Regions from separate parts of the Homo sapiens genome. Here region 2 is linked to region 1. A link is an interaction called in ENCODE POLR2A ChIA-PET data of the cell type or tissue named here. Cell type or tissue: MCF 10A. All regions are shown on one strand. Each heading gives the region's core, and the rest is flanking DNA. Links, peaks and the distances in the headings are about the cores only.

The links. ChIA-PET counts read pairs that join two places held together with the same protein. Peaks named below come from ENCODE experiments on the same cell type or tissue, not always from the same donor. Only the 100,000 strongest peaks of a DNase experiment are listed, where the experiment ranks them.
Region 2: POLR2A ChIA-PET joins it to region 1 with 5 read pairs; 2 of 35 experiments call an interaction of 5 or more read pairs at or near these places.

The regions. Positions count from the first base shown.
Region 1 is chr10:102,451,839-102,459,899 of GRCh38, reverse strand. C10orf95-AS1 (C10orf95 antisense RNA 1) reads right to left here. Exons shown (of 3, transcript NR_038938.1): 3 at 3,607-4,563. Among named protein-coding and RNA genes, the nearest start is that of C10orf95, 4.3 kb to the right of the region's middle. RefSeq lists enhancers at 2,576-3,164, 3,165-3,752, 3,753-4,342, 4,343-4,930, 4,931-5,519 and 1 more. In MCF 10A, for the core only: no CTCF peak of the experiment used is centred there; DNase peaks (open chromatin) are centred at 3,809 and 5,719.
Region 2 is chr10:102,040,238-102,048,298 of GRCh38, reverse strand. The region is part of intron 1 of ARMH3 (armadillo like helical domain containing 3); the gene reads left to right. Among named protein-coding and RNA genes, the nearest start is that of ARMH3, 12 kb to the left of the region's middle. In MCF 10A, for the core only: no CTCF peak of the experiment used is centred there; no DNase peak of the experiment used is centred there.

The DNA of each region.
Region 1 (8,061 bases), core at 1,692-6,691:
AACAGGAATGTTGTCCTCCTCCTAACAACCACAGCAAATGGTCCAATGTAGACGCCTAGTGTCCAGGGGCTACAGATTATTCAACCAGTTCCTGAGGAGCCCCCAGGGATGCCATGAACCTTGCCCCCAGAATCCATCTCCCACTAACCTGTCTCATTTCCCTCCTTCCCAATCTCTCTCTTTCGGACACCCTTCACACTTCCCATGTCACCCCAAGCCACACATACACGCACACACATACATACAACCATCTCTCTTCTAGACTTAGACAACTGCTGAAACTCCTCCTGATCCAGAAAGCCTCATGAGTAGAAGACAGGTGATCATTTTGTCCCTCTCCTCACCTCTTACCTCCATCTGTGCTTTCCTGGCTGTGAGAACAGAAAACCCAGCATTCAGCCTGGGGTCCGGCACACTGGGATCTCCATACATTTGCTAAAGGAGTCTCCCCGCCTTTCTATCTGTGGCCAGCATGTGCTTTTATTTCAAAGCAAACCCGAGTCTTTACTTAGCCCTCCCTGGGTATCCAGTGGGGAAATGGAAATGGGGAGGGCTGGCAGGGGCCAGAGCTGGATGTGACCCAGGAGAAAAGACCTTTGGTCCCTCACAGCCAGGCAAGGTGGCTCACACCTGTAATCCCAGCACTTTGGGAGGCTGAGGTGGTTGGATCACGAGGTCAGGAGATCGAGACCATCCTGGCCAACATAGTGAAACCCCATCTCTACTAAAATACTAAAATTAGCTGGGCGTGGTAGCGTGTGCCTGTAATCCCAGCTACTCAGGAGGCTGAGGGAGGAGAACTGCTTGATCCAGGGAATCGGAATTTGCAGTGAGCCAAGATTGCACCACTGCACTCCAGCCTAGCGACAGAGTGAGACTCTGGCTAAAAAAAAAAAAAAAAGAAAAACAGAAAAAAGAAAAAAAGAAAAGACCTTTGGTCTCTCACGTTGCACTTAATGCCCCACAGTTACACTCTGAGGCCCCTCAACCCTCTGATTATATAGACAACGTAGCCAGTTACCTTTTATGTCAGCATCAGGGCAGGGCCTTGTGATTCTGTCTGATTTCTCTTTGTGGTTGCCAGTCACAGAGCTAACTGGGAGGGGAAATGCAATGAACTAGAGGCCATATCACCTCCCTAACTCATTGAGCCATACCGGAGTCCCTGGACCATGGGACAGATAGATTGTGCACTCTCTGTCTTTGAAATTCTCTCCTCCCTTTACTTCCCACCTCTCTGATCTAGTTTCTGCCATGTTCTCTTCCTACCTAATAATTCCTCCTCAGTCCCCTTCACTGCGGCACTTTCTCCCAGGGCCTCTAAAGGAAAAGGGAGGGTGTCCCAAGTTTCCATCTTGAATACTCATATACTCACTCAAACTTTTAATCCATGCCAGGCCACAGGCTGTGAGGTAAAGGGGACTTCAAAAACAAGATTGCTGGCCAGGTGCGGTGGCTCACGCCTGTAATCCCAGAACTTTGGGAGGCCGAGGTGGGCGGATCACCTGAGGTAAGGAGTTTGAAACCAGTCTGGCCAATATGGTGAAACCCCATCTCTACTAAAAAACACACAAAAAATTAGCCAGGCCCGGTGATGGATGCCTGTAATCCCAGCTACTTAGGAGGCTGAGGCAGGAGAATCGCTTGAACCCGGGAGGCGGAGGTTGCAGTGAGCCAAGATCGCGCCACTGCACTCCAGCCTGTTGACAGAGCAAGACTCTGTCTCAAAAAATAAAAAAAACAAGATAGCTACCTGCAAGAGGCGTTGAGTGGGGTCCAAACAAGCTGGCAGCCAAGATGTCAATAGTGTGATAGGGACCAGATGGAGACAAGCCCAGGGTGGCAGCTGTTACGGTAATTTCACCTAGTACCTTTTCCTTCATGACTACTTCCACACCTCCCATGTCCAACCTGAAGAGAATATCCAGAATGGCCCATCCGAATTCACCATTCCTTAAACTTCCAATCTCCCTCCAGCATTTTCTACCTCCAGGACTGCCTTAACTGTCCATTGAGGTGGCCAAGGCGGAAACATGTGCATCCACCCTCCATCCTACGCACTTCATCAAAACCACCATCTTGGATCAAGTCCAGGTGAATCCTACTCCCATCTGTCTTTTCCATCCCTTGCTCCTGTTTGGTTCTCAGCTTTCATAAGCTAACACGAGAACCTCCTCCATGACTAGCTTCCACCCCCACGCTCTCTAATCTGTCCTCCATTTTGCCCTCAAGTGAGTTTCCGATCGCAAGCTTCCCTGAGCAAAAGCTTCTCAGGTTGCTATATACTGAAAATTTTCATGGCCAGATGCAGTGGCTCACATCTGTAATCCTAGCACCTTGGGAGTCTGAGGCATGAGGATCGCTTGAGCCCAGGAGGTGGAGACCAGCCTGGGCAACATAGTGAGACTCCATCTCTATAAAAAATTTCAAAAAATAAAAAAATCAGGCCGGGTGCAGTGGCTCACAACTGTAATCCCAGCACTTTAGGAGGCCAAGGTGGACGGATCACAAGGTCAGGATATCGAGACCATCCTGGCCAACATGGTGAAATCCCGTCTCTACTAAAATACAAAAAATTAGCCGAGCACGGTGGCACACGCCTATAGTCCCAGCAACTCGGGAGGCTGAGGCAGGGGAATCGCTTGAACCCGGGGGGTTGCAGTGAGCCGAGATCGCGCCACTGCACTCCAGCCTGGGCAACAGAGTGAGACTCTGTCTCAAAAAGTAGTAATAAAATAAAAAATTTTTAAAAATTATGTGGAATGTGGTGAGGCACACCTGTAGTTCCAACTACTCAGGAGGCTAAGGTGGGAGGATTGCTTGAGCCCAGCTATGACCACACCACTGCTCTCCAGCCTGGGTGAAAGAGACTCGTCTAAAAAAAAATTTTTTTTCATAATTCATAACAAAGTGCTGGCGGGGGGGGGGACGGTTAGGAAATATCCTGGGGTGTATCATTGGTGGAAGCAATAGACCATTTAAACTAGCTTAAATAAAGAAGGAATTTACTGGCCTGTGTAAGTTAAGTCCAGGACCCTTTCTGATTTCTGTCCTGGGAAAAGCAGAAAATCCCCTCCACCCAACAAGAAAATAAAGTCCTAGGCTTGACTTGCATTGGCCCATATCATGTCAAGGGCTAGCCCAAGTCAATCACTATGGCCAGAGGGATGGCTGTGCTGAAAGGCTTAGCCCTAAATCACCCAAACCTAAGGATACAGTAGATTCAACTCCACCAGAACTACTTTCCTGAGAATAGATAAGGTGTGGGACTTCAAAATACTGGGGACTGGCACTGGAATCAGGGTGAACAAATACTGAGAAACTCACAGCTTGGCCATTATTTTTCTCATTTTGCCTGAAAATTTCCTTCCCAGGCTCCACTTGAGCTTCGTCTTGCTTGCTCCCCACTCTCCACCCAGAAGAGATGGAAAACCTGGCCAGTGCCATGGGTCCACTACTGAACTCCAGGCTGGGGTGTGGTCAGTCCATGGATAGCCGTGAATACTCCCAGGTGCTGGGATTTTAGGACAGGGACGAAGTTATAAACAGGAGCAGGGAGGTGTATTAGTTTCCTACTGATGTTGTAACAAATCACCACAAACTTGGTGGCTGAAAACAAGACAAGTTTATTTTCTTACAGTCCTGGAAGTCAGAAATCTGAAATGGCTCACTGACAAGGGGTTGGCAGGACCGCATCCCTTCTGGAGGCTCCAGGGGAGAATCCATTTTCTTGCTTTTTTCAGCTCCCAGAGCCTGCCTGCATTCCCTGGCTCATGACCGTCTTCCGTATTCAAAGCCGGTGATGGCTGGTTAAGTCTTTCAGTCATTGCATCACTCTGCCTCTGACTCAGCCACCTCACTATTCCACAGTTAAGGACCCTTGTGATTACATTGGGTCCACCCAGATAATCCAGGATCATCTCCTTATCTTAAGGTCAGCCCATTAGCAACCTTACTGCCATCTGCAACCTTACTTCTCCCTGGTCATGTAATATAACATATTCGCAGGTTTCCGGGGTGACATTATGAACATTTTGGGGGGGGAATGTCTTTTAAATTCTCTCATTCTGGAACCAGTCCTTACAGCAGAGAGAGGGCGAGGTTCCTAAGGAGTTTTGTAATGGGGCCCTTGAGATTTCAGCACCCCAGCATTTTAATTTTTTCCTGAGCAATTAATACTTAAAATTTTAAAGTTTTTTGTATATATTTGTGGGGTATATATGATGTTTTGATACAAGCATGCAATGTGAACTAATCACATAATGGAGAATGGAGTGCCCCCCAGCATTTTTAGTGACTAAAAAAATGAGAATTCTGATCACAGGCCAGGCACGGTGGCTCAAGCCTATAATCCCAGTACTTTGGGAAGCCAAGGCAGGATGATCACCTGAGCCCAGGAGTTCAAGACCAGCCTGGGTAACATAGTGGGATCTCATCTCTACAAAAATTAGTCGGGTGTGGTTGGTGCACACCTGTGGTCCTAGCTACTCAGGAAGCTGAGGTAGGAGGATCACTTGAGCCCAGATCAAGGTTGCAGTGAGCCCTGGTCATGCCACTGAACTCCTGTGGGGAAAAGAAAGAGAGATCAGATTGTTACTGTGTCTGTGTAGAAAAAAGTAGACATAGGAGACTCCATTTTGTTCTGTAAGAAAAATTCTTCTGCCTTAAGATGCTGTTAATCTGTAACCCTACCCCCAACCCTGTGCTCCCTGAGACATGTGCTGTGTCAACTCAGGGTTAAATGGCTTAAGGGCTGTGCAAGGTGTGCTTTGTTAAACAAATGCTTGAAGGCAGCATGCTTGTTAAGAGTCATCACCACTCCCTAATCTCAAGTACCCAGGGACAAAAAACACTGCGGAAGGCCGCAGGGACCTCTGCCTAGGAAAGCCAGGTATTGTCCAAGGTTTCTCCCTATGTGATAGCCTGAGATTTGGCCTCGTGGGAAGGGAAAGACCTGACCGTCCCCCAGCCCGACACCCGTAAAGGGTCTGTGCTGAGGAGGATTAGTAAAAGAGGAAGGAATGCCTCGTTGCAGTTCAGACAAGAGGAAGGCATCTGTCTCCTGCTCATCCCTGGGCAATGGAACGTCTCGGTGTAAAACCCGATTGTATATTCCATCTGCTGAGATAGGGGAAAACCGCCTTAGGGCTGGAGGTGGGACATGCGGGCAGCAATACTGCTCTTCAAGGCATTGGGATGTTTATGTGTATACATATCTAAAGCACAGCACTTAATTCTTTACCTTATGATGCAGAGACCTTTGTTCACTGTTTACCTGCTGACCTTCTCTCCACTATTATCCTATGACCCTGCCACATCCCCCTCTCCGAGAAACACCCAATAATGATCAATAAATACTAAGGGAACTCAGAGGCTGGGGGGATCCTCCGTGTGCTGAACGCCGGTCCCATGGGCCCCCTTTTTTCTTTCTCTATACTTTGTCTCTGTGTCTCTTTCTTTTCCAAGTCTCTCGTTCCACCTAACGAGAAAAACCCACAGGTGTGGAGGGGCAACCCACCCCTTCACACTCCAGCCTGGGTGACAGAATGAGACCTTGTCAAAAAGAAAAAAAAAAAGAAAAAAAATTCTGATCAGGCCGATGCTTGCTTGCACGTGCTAACCACTCACTTTTTGCCCAATATTCCTTGTTCCCACAATATAAACTGCTGATGTGCTGTTTCTTGGTCAAGCAGGAAGAGGTAACTTTGTGGTCATGAAAAAAAATTGCAGGCCAGGCACAGTGGCTCATGCCTGTAATCCCAGCACTTTGGGAGGCCGAGGTGGGTGAATCACCCGAGGTCTGGAGTTCAAGACCAGCTGACCAATATGGTGAAACTCCGTCTCTACTAAAAATACAAAAAATTAGCTGGCCATGGTGGCGCATGCCTGTAATCCCAGCTACTTGGGAGGCTGAGATAGGAGAATGGCTTGAACCCGGGAGGCGGAGGTTGCAGTGAGCCAAGATCCCCGCCATTGCACTCCAGCCTGGACAAAAAGAGCAAAACTCCGTCTCAAAAAAAAAAAATTGCAGGAATGAATGCCTTGAAGGACGTTGTGACCAGCTGCTGATGCCCAGAAGTCTGGTGGCTCAAGGGGTTATCTGAGACTGAAGAAACACAGACTTTTACCCTGGGTTCCCTGAAATGCCCCCTCCGTCACTCCTTAGTCACATTAAAAACTCCCTGCTGCTTTTTGAGACAGGCTCTCAGTCTGCCACCCAGGCTGTAGTGCAGTGGTATGAACACAGCTCACTGCAGGCTTGACCTCCTGGGCTCAAGTGATCATTCTGCCTCAGCGCCCCAAGTAACTGGAACTACAGGCACATGCCACCATGCCTGGTTTTTTTTTTTTTTTTTTTTTGTAGAGCCGGTGTTTCACCATGTTGCCCAGGCTGATCTCGAACTCCTGAGCTCAAGCAGTCCACCTGCCTCAGCCTCCAAAAGTGCTAGGATTACAGGTGTAAGCCACCCTGCTGCTTTTTTTCTGTTAATAGGGATTTGAGAGATTTGCTCTCCCGCCTTCTCACTTTGGCCAAATCAAATAAACCTTTCTCTATCTCCCACTGTTTGGCCTTAGCTGTGCATCAGGTTCACCAGCCTGAATCTGGGTTTCTATGACAGTGTTAGAGTCCAAATGAAACCCTAACCAGGCCCCTTTTTTCCATCCACAGCCCAGCCCCAGCACCTGCCTTCAAAAGGACTGGCCCGAATTAAGACTTGGAGCAGTGGCTCAGTCACGAATAGCATGACATCACCAGGGTGAGTCACCAAATGGTGGCCACCACCAGAGGGTAGCTGAGTTTTGAGGGATACTGAGAACCCAGAAGAACCTTTCTGTCAGGGCTGCTGGTGATACTGCTTCAGTCAACAGGAGATGGGGAAGGAAAGTGTGGCAACATGGCAGCCCTGCAGCTGGGAGACGGTTTCAGTTTTAATCATCCATAACTACCACTCTCCCCACTGGAGAAGGAAGAGGTGCAGGGGTTGTGACCCACACCAGAAGGGACTGGAACTCAGACAGGGCTCACCCCATCTGGATGAAGCAATCTTCCTGCCTTCACTCAAATGGCTTCTGGCCTTTGACATCAGTTGGACTGGGTTCAAATTCCACTGTGGTACTTACAGGCTGTGTGAACCTGGGACAGTGGCCTAACTTCTCTGAGCCTCTGGTTCCTTATCTACTAAAAGAGCATGACATCACTATGCACTTCACATAGCTATTAAGAATTTAAAGTAGGCCGGGCGCAGTAGCTCATCCTTGTAATCCCAAAACTTTGGGAGGCCAAGGTGGGCGGATCACGGGGTTGGGAGTTCAAGACCAGTCTGGCCAATATGGTGAAACGCCATTTCTACTAAAAAATACAAAAATTAGCCAGGTGTGGTGGGGCACGCCTGTAGTCCCACCTACTTGGGAGGCTGAGGCAGAAGAATCGCTTGAAGCTGGGAGGCAGAGGTTGCAGTAAGCCAAGATCGTGCCACCGCACTCCAGCCTGGGCGACAGAGCAAGATTCTGTCTCAAAAAAAAAAAAAAAAAAAAGGAAGAAAAGAATTTAAAGCAGCCGGGCGCGATGGCTCACGCCTGTAAAATCAGCACTTTGGGAAGCCAAGGAGGGTGGATCACCTGAGGTCAGGAGTTCGGGACCAGCCTGGCCAACATAGTGAAAACCCCGTCTCTACTAAAACTACAAAAATTAGCAGGAGGTGGTGGTGCACCTGTAATCCCAGCTCCTCGGGAGGCTGAGGTGGGAGAATCGCTTGAACCTGGAAGACGGTGGCTGCAGTGTGCCGAGATCATGCCGCTGCACTCCAGCCTAGACAACAGAGCAAGACCCCATCTCAAAAAAAAAAAAAAAAAAATTAAAGCGCTTATGTAACATTCTAGAGTGGGAGGACTTCGAGACAGTCTGCGAGAAGCTCCTGCACAGGTGGGCAATAAGACCAACATTGTGAGCCTGAGTCTTGAGACAGACTGGGGGTTGAATTTTGCCCTTACTATAGCCAGCTGTGTGAGTTGGGATGAGTTATTTAACCTACATAAGCTCCAGTCACTGAATACACTGGA
Region 2 (8,061 bases), core at 1,057-6,056, 410 kb after region 1:
TGGATACTATAGTCAGTGTGTCTTGTAGTGATCTTCTTTCACATATGGGGAAATGGGCTACAGTCCCAAAGGAAGTGTGATTTAATGTGGGGAGAATGATATGTGATAAGGTGAGTGTTGCTTCAACGCCCTTTTTAGAGACTGCAGAGGTTTCATTTATTCTCTCAGTATCATCTGTCTAGATACTCCTTCCTTTTCCAAGTCTGGTTTAAGGCTGGGATGAGTACTTCTCAAACTTTAATGGTCATCAGAATTACTTGGGGCAGGGCTTTTTAACCTCTTTGATATTGACATGTTGGGCTGGATAATTCTTTGTTGTGGGAGGCTGCCTCGAGTATTGTATGATGTTTAACAGCATCCCTGGCCTCTACCTAGTAGGTGCCAGTAGTACCTCCTCTCCCAGTTGTGACAATCAAAAATGTCTCCAGACATTGACAAATGTCCCCTGGGAGGCAAAATTGCACCAGTTGAGAATCACTGATCTGGAGTGATTGTTAAAAATGTAGACCCAAGCTAGGCACTGTGGCTTATGCCTGTAATCCCAGCACTTTGGGAGGCCAAGTGGGCAGATCACTTGAGCTCAGGAGTTTTGAGACCAGCCTGGGCAACATGGCGAAATCTCGTTTCTACAAAAAAATGCAAAAATTAGCCAGGTGTGGTGGTGTGTGCCTGTAGTCCCAGCTACTTGGGAGGCTGAGGTGGAAGGATCACTTGAGCCTGGGATGCGGAGGTTGCCGTGAGCCGAGATCATGCCACTGCACCCCAGCCTGGGTGACAGAGTGAGAGGTTGTCTCTCAAAAAAAAAAAAAAAAGTTTGGTTCAATAGAATGGTAGGAAGGCTTAAGAATTTACATATTTAGGAGGCACCCCAGGAGATTCTGAAATAGGGGATCACAGCTCATCAGTATTAAAACATACTCCCTCCTAAGCTGAGGATTGTACAGACTCTTAGTTGACTTGTTTTCCATTTCTTTTTTCTGTCCTGTTTTATAGTATCTTTCTATTCATTATAAAGTTGAGGGAGAATTATCCTCAGAACACTGACTATACTCAATTAAAATAGTGAAAAAAAATTAAAAATCCTCAAAGATAGTGGGAGAGTTTAAAAAAAAATCAATTAAATCCTGTAGTGGACATTAGGGTGTTTTATCCTTAAAAAAATTACCATGTTGGATACATCTATCAACTTGACTAGACACTCAGATTCTTCTCCTGTTTTTCCCTCCAAGTTTTCTGCCATTCCTGTGAATTTGTCTATTTCTGTCTGTTTCACTTTACTATTACCTACATTTACAGACAGATGTATCTACATCAGACAATTATCTTTTACTTTCTACCATGGCACCTTCATCCACTGACAAACTAGAGTGGTGGCTACTCAAGATATCTAGACATTTCACAGTTTGTTCATTAAAGCCCATGAGTACATACTCCCCCTTACTCACCTAGAACCTCTTCACAGTTTCTCTGTAGGCCCTCAGCTTTGTTTATGTATAGATGACTCTGCTCCTGCTCATTCCTCTGCCTTTTGAGATACAGTATAGCATAGTGGAGAAGAACAGGAACTCTAATATCAGGCTGCCTGGGTTTGAGTCCCTACACTCACTTATCTGTACAAGTTTATTTTCTTTTCAATTTTTCTTTTTTTGAAATGGAGTTTCATTCGTTGCCCAGGCTGGAGTGCAGTGGTGCAATCTCGGCTCACTGCAACCTCCGCCTCCTCGGTTCAAGCGATTCTTCTGTCTCAGCCTCTCGAGTAGCTGAGATTACAGGCATGTGCTACCATGCCCGGCTAATTTTGTATTTTTAGTAGAGATGGGGTTTCTCCATGTTGGTCAGGCTGGTCTCAAACTCCTGACCTCAGGTGATCTGCCCGCCTCGGCCTCCAAAGTGCTGGGATTACAGGCATGAGCCACCAGTCTGGCCCATCTTTTCTTTTCTTTTTCTTTTTTTTTTCTTTTTCTCTTTTCTCTTTCTCTCTCTTTTCTCTCTTTCTCTCTTTCTTTCTCTCTCTCCCTCTCTTTCTCTCTTTTTCTCTCTTTCTTTTCCAGTTCATGCTTTAGTTTTCTCATTGTAAACTTTCTGGATCATAGGGTTGATATGAGGATAAAATGAATTAATATATATAAAGTGCTTAGAACAGTGCCTGGTACATAATAAGAGCTAAATAGACTCTGGTTGTTATTTTATTTTTATTTTTTTTGAAATGGAGTTTAACTGTTGTTGCCCAGGCTGGAGTGCAATGGTGCGATCTCGTCTCACTGTAACCTCCTCCACCTGACTTCAAGCGATTCTCCTGCCTCAGCCTCCTGAGTAGCTGGGATTACAGGAATGCGCCACCATGCCCGTCTAATTTTTGTATTTTTAGTAGAGATGGGGTTTCTCCATGTTGGTTAGGCTGGTCTCGAACTCCCAACCTCAAGTGATCCACCTACCTCGGCCTCCCAAAGTGCTGGGATTACAGGTGTGAGCCACCGCGCCTGGCCCTCATTCAATATTTTCTATGTAACTTACTCACATTGCTTCATGTATCAGTAATAGGCTCTTGTAAATTTCTATGTGGTATTCTATTGTATGACTGTATCATAATTGTCCCATTTACTGCTGATGGATATTTGGATTCTTCTTATATATTAAAAAAATTCACAAACACAAAAGACCCACTTTAATAAACTTTACAAAAACATTTCAGAAAAGGAATGTTTATGCTCTGTTTAGGCACGGTGGCATTTCTGTTTCCTGAACACGCCAAGTGCATTCAAATCTTGAGGTCTTTGCACTTGACATTCCATCTCGAACAATTTTCTCAAGATTTTTACTTGCCTGGTTTCTTCCTGTTATTCCAGATCTTAGCCCAAGTGCCATTTCCTCAAAGAGGCCTACTTTAATCTCTCAGTTGAGAGTAGTCCCCTTTGCAATTTGTCTTCAGGGCCCTTATCACTGTCTCAGTTTATCTTATTTGTTGTCTGTTTCCCTTCTACTGGAATGAAAATTCTGTGAGAGCAGGGATCTTTTCTGTCATGTTTACTGCTGTGTTCCCAGTGCTTGTGCCCAAAAGGTACTCAAAAAAAATTTGTCGAATGAATGAGTGAATAAATGTCGGATCTGTACATATTTTTCCCCCTAAACTATTTACTTTTGTTTCGCTCTTTTTTTTTTTTTTTTTTTTGAGACAAGGGCTGGCTCTGTTGCTCAGGCTGGATGCAGTGATGTTAGCTCACTGCAACCTTTGCCTCCTGGGCTCAAGACATCCTCCTGTTTCAGCGTCCCGAGTATCTGGGATTACAGGCTCCCGCCATCACGCCTGTCTAATTTTCATATTTTTAGTAGAGACGGGGTTTTGCCATGTTGCCCAGGCTGTTCTCGAACTCCTGAGCTCATGTGATCTGCCCGCCTCGGCTTCCTAAAGTGCTGGGATTACAGGTGTGAGCCACCACGCCTGGTGTGCACATTTACTTTTATTCATTTTCCTTCTTTCCCCTTCCTTTTTTCTTTTCTTCTCTTCTTTTCCTTCTATACTGGTTGAAGTATTTTAGGATGTTTACCTTAGCATCTAGCTATAACATTGTTTTTGTTTGCCTCAATGTGAAGAGAGGGTGATACTTGGTGACAGTCCATTACAAATGTGAACCTAAGGCTGGGTGCAGTGGCTCACGCCTGCAATTCTAGCACTTTGGGAGGCTGAGGCAGGTGGATTGCTTGAGTTTGAGACCAGCCAGGGCAACATGGCAAAATCCTGTTTCTATAAAAAATACAAAAAATTAGCTGGGTGTGGTGGCGCGCACCTATAGTTCTAGCTACTTGGGAGGCTGAAGCGAGAGGATGGCTTGAGCCCAGGAGGTGGAGGTTGCAGTAAGCTGAGATCATGTCACTGCATCCAGCCTGGACAACAGAGCCAGACTCTGTCTCAAAAAAAAAAAAAAAGGCCGGGCATGGTGGCTCATGCCTGTAATCCCAGCACTTTGGGAGGCCAAGGCGGGTGGATCACGAGGTCAGGAGATCGAGACCATCCTGGCTAACATGGTGAAACTCCGTCTCTACTAAAAATACAACAAAATTAGCCAGGTGTCTCAGCTACTGGGGAGGCTGAGGCAGGAGAATGGCGTGAACCCAGGAGGCGGAGCTTGCAGTGAGCTGAGATGGCGCTGCTGCACTCCAGCCTGGGCGACAGAGCGAGACTCCGTCTCCAAAAAAAAAAAAAAAAAAAGAAAAAAATTAGCTGGGTGTGGTGGCACACATCTGTAGTCCCAGCTACTCACAAGGCTGAGGCACAAGAATTACTTAAACCCAGGAGGCGGAGGTTGCAGTGAGCCGAGATTGCACCACTGCACTCCAGCCTGGGTGACAGAGTGAGACTCTGTCTCAAAAAACAAAAAAAAGTTGTATAACTTGTATCTTCCAGAGAGAAGTGACAGCAGCTCACGTGACTAACAGTCTTTCAGGTTTAGGAATAAAAGCCTTCATTGATTTACCATTCAGTTGAGGGGATTTGAAACCATTTGTAAGTTTGATAGTAGGTGAAATTAGTATTGAAAAGTTGCCTGATTCTTTTTTATAATTTGTCTATGTCTTATGTCTGAGACACTGCCTTAAAGCCTAAACTGACATTTCTGTGGGATTACTGTGCCTTTGCTGTATTTGCTTCTTTGCCAGAAGGATTTAAAAGCTTGGATCAACAGGGGTCATAGCATAGTCACAGAATGTTTCTTTCTCTCCTTTATTATCCCATAGCATTTTCTTTGTACTTCTACTCCATTTATTTCTCATGATTTGCTTTGCACTATGGGTTGTTATGTGTCTGTCTGTGCCAGTAGATTATGAGCTCCCAGAGAATCAAGTCTGGAGTTTCCTCTCTTTAATCCTATAGTGCCTAAACTAGGGCTTTAGGTGCTTTTTATATATTTGTGGTATTTCAGTGATGCTGAGAGAATCATTAGATAATAGTCTGGTTCAATCCTCTTGTTTTACTTGTGAGGAAACTGAGAAGCACAGTAACTTGTCCATGTCACCGAGTTGGTTGGGAGACCTGTGTTCTAATCTCAGTTCTGCTGGTTGCTTGTTCCATTATGCCTTGCAATTTCTCAGCTGATGGTGGTTCTCTCCTCTGGGAAGGAGGGGGATGGTTGTGAAATAGGAAAAAAGTGCTTGAGAATGTACAGATTACACTCACATTACTGATCTGCTGCAACTTTCTGCTCTACCAATCAGATATTTTACTTTTTCTTAGAGATGGAGTTTCACTCTTGTTGCCCAGGCTGGAGTGCAGTGGCGCAATCTCGTCTCACCGCAACCTCTACCTCCCAGGTTCAAGCGATTCTCCTGCCTCAGCCTCCTGAGTGGCTGGGATTACAGGCATGAGCCATCATGCCTGGCTAATTTTGTATTTTTAGTAGAGACGGGGTTTCTGCATGTTGGTCAGGCTGATCTCGAACTCCCAACCTCAGGTGATCCGCCCACCTTGGCCTCCCAAAGTGCTGCGATTACAGGCGTGAGCCACTGCACCCGGCCGATATTTTACTTTCAAAATTAGGAGCATAGGCTTAATTTCTGAGACCCAAGGAAAAAGTTTTGTTAGAGTTCTGTAGTTCTCCCAGTCTGCCACCTTAGAAACTCCCTGGGTAGGAGTGCTGGCAGGAGGAGAAGACTTTATGTTGTCATTTTCCAGTCACATTTCAGGCAGCTTGGGTGGTAAATTTCAGTTGCCTGTGATGACAGAGAGTAGTGAGTTGAGGCCTTGGCTGATTTTCCTGCTGCTCCACATGGAAGGAGTAAAATGATGAAAAGAATTTAATTTCTTAGGAAATTTGGTAGTTTGGATTGGAATTGTTTTTCCCTCCTCTCCTATTCCCTTTGCTTATTAGAAAGTATTGATTCTGAAATAGAGAAAGTGAATTTATTAGATTTGGGGTGGACATTGATTAGCTGTAACCCAATTATAAATCCTCAGAAGGGGATATTTGTAAACATGTACTTATCACGTCTAAGAACTTGTGGTTCCCACTCTTCCTGCTAATCAACTGGTTGAAGCTGAGCACAGGCAAGATCCATATCCACTAAGTTTAGAATTGCATTGCTTTTGATTTATTCTAATAGGATTCTCTTGATTTCCAATTTATTTTTCCTGGATAAAGACATCTTCCTCTTGACAACATGTTTAAAAGACATGTTGAATGGAGGCTGTATTTCATGCTTTAAGGAAAAGCCATGATCAATACAATGTAAATTGTCCCAAAGAGTCTTCTCTTTTCGTTATTGTTATTATTTTTTTCATCAGTTTTCTCTGGACCATAACAGAATTTGAGGGCTAAATTAAGCCTCAGTAGAGATATGTCTTAGTAAAATTTTAGGTCAGGCTGGGGACAGTGGCTCATGCCTGTAATCCCAGCACTTTGGGAGGCCGAGGCAGGCGGATCATGAGGTCAGGAGTTTGAGAGCAGCCTGGCCAACATAGTGAAACCCCGTCTCTACTAAAGATACAAAAAATTAGCCAGGCATGGTGGTACACACCTGTAATCCCAGCTACTTGGGAGGCTGAGGCAGGAGAATCACTTGAACCTGGGAGACAGGTTTCAGTAAGCTGAGATCACGCCATTGTACTCCAGCCTGGGTGACAGGGTGAGACTCCATATCAAAAAAAAAAAAAGTCTAAAAATAAAATAAAAATACCTAGTTGGAGAAATTTCCTGTGCTTTAGTGTATGCTCAAAGATGAATCTCCTCTCTTTGCTATATGTGTTAGAGAAGGACAATGTCTAAGATACAATCTTTTGTACTATTGGATACATCTCTTCCTTAAACAAAATTTTGATTTTGATCAGAAAGATAGTGCACATTTTCCAAAAGTCACTGATCAAAATTAGTTCTGCTGTGTCGGTTTTGTCTGGAAGTAAAATCTGGCCTCTCCCTATCTCACATACTTGTCATTGGATGAGATTAAGTTTCATATCTAGAGCGTAGGATTTAAAGGAAAGAGAGGAAATTTGTTAATAATGAAAAGAACCTGGGAGGTGAAGGGAATATGTGTAAATTCGCAGTAAAGACCTGTGGGATTTCGGGTTCTCAATTGAAAAAAAAAATCGAGAATTCCGTGAAGCAAGATGGGAACATTTGGCCATGATTCATGAAACTACTTTTATATAGAATTGAAAAATACCTTGGAGTTTGATCTGCAATAGTGTTTTACCTACATATATATATATATATATATATTATATATATATATATGTACACACAATTAAATTTGAAAGTAGTATATTACTCTATTCAGTTATTTTAAATCGGATTTTTTTGGCCTCTTAGCTGCTATTTTCTGCCTTGGGTCTCTTTCCAGAGGAATTTCTAAAGACAGTCAAGTGCAGTGTGATTTATGAGGCAGTAAAGGCCAAGTACTTTGCAGTGACGAGGACCTACTTACTTTGGGGAAATCAATGAAGCACATCAGTCTGCAGCACACTTCCTGCCTTAATGGTCCTAAGCTCGATCAATATTTGAAATTTAACTTCACCATCAGTCTGTGGGCAGTGTGTGCTTTGCTGCCTTCCTTCCATCAACCTCAAATATATGGCCAGACCTATTACAGATGGAGCGAGTTACACTTTTGTGTTTGGTTTTGGATCTGCTTTAAGCCTTGTCCACTGGCACATTTTAAGAATGTAAAATGTGTTGTGCTGTTGGCCAAGTAATGATTTAAACCTTGACATTACCTAGTCAGGGAGGGGAGTGTTGGACAGATGCACAAGCTCTGTAGCATGGTTGTTTATCAGTTCTTCTTCCTAAACGTTGTCTCATTAAGTGGTACGTCAGTGACTCCAGCACCTTGGAGAGCATTCTGGCACTGACTGGCTTTCTTTTCTTTTCTAAGATTTAATTTTTTTAGAGCTGTTTTTAGGTTCACAGCAAAATTGAAAGGAGAGGGCAGAGATAGCCCATACGTCTGCTTCCTTCACACATGCATTGCCTCCTCTATTGACAACATCCCCCACTAGAGTGGCATTTGTTATAAATGATGAACTTACATTCATATATTGTTACCACCCAAAGTCCACAGTTTACATTAGGATTC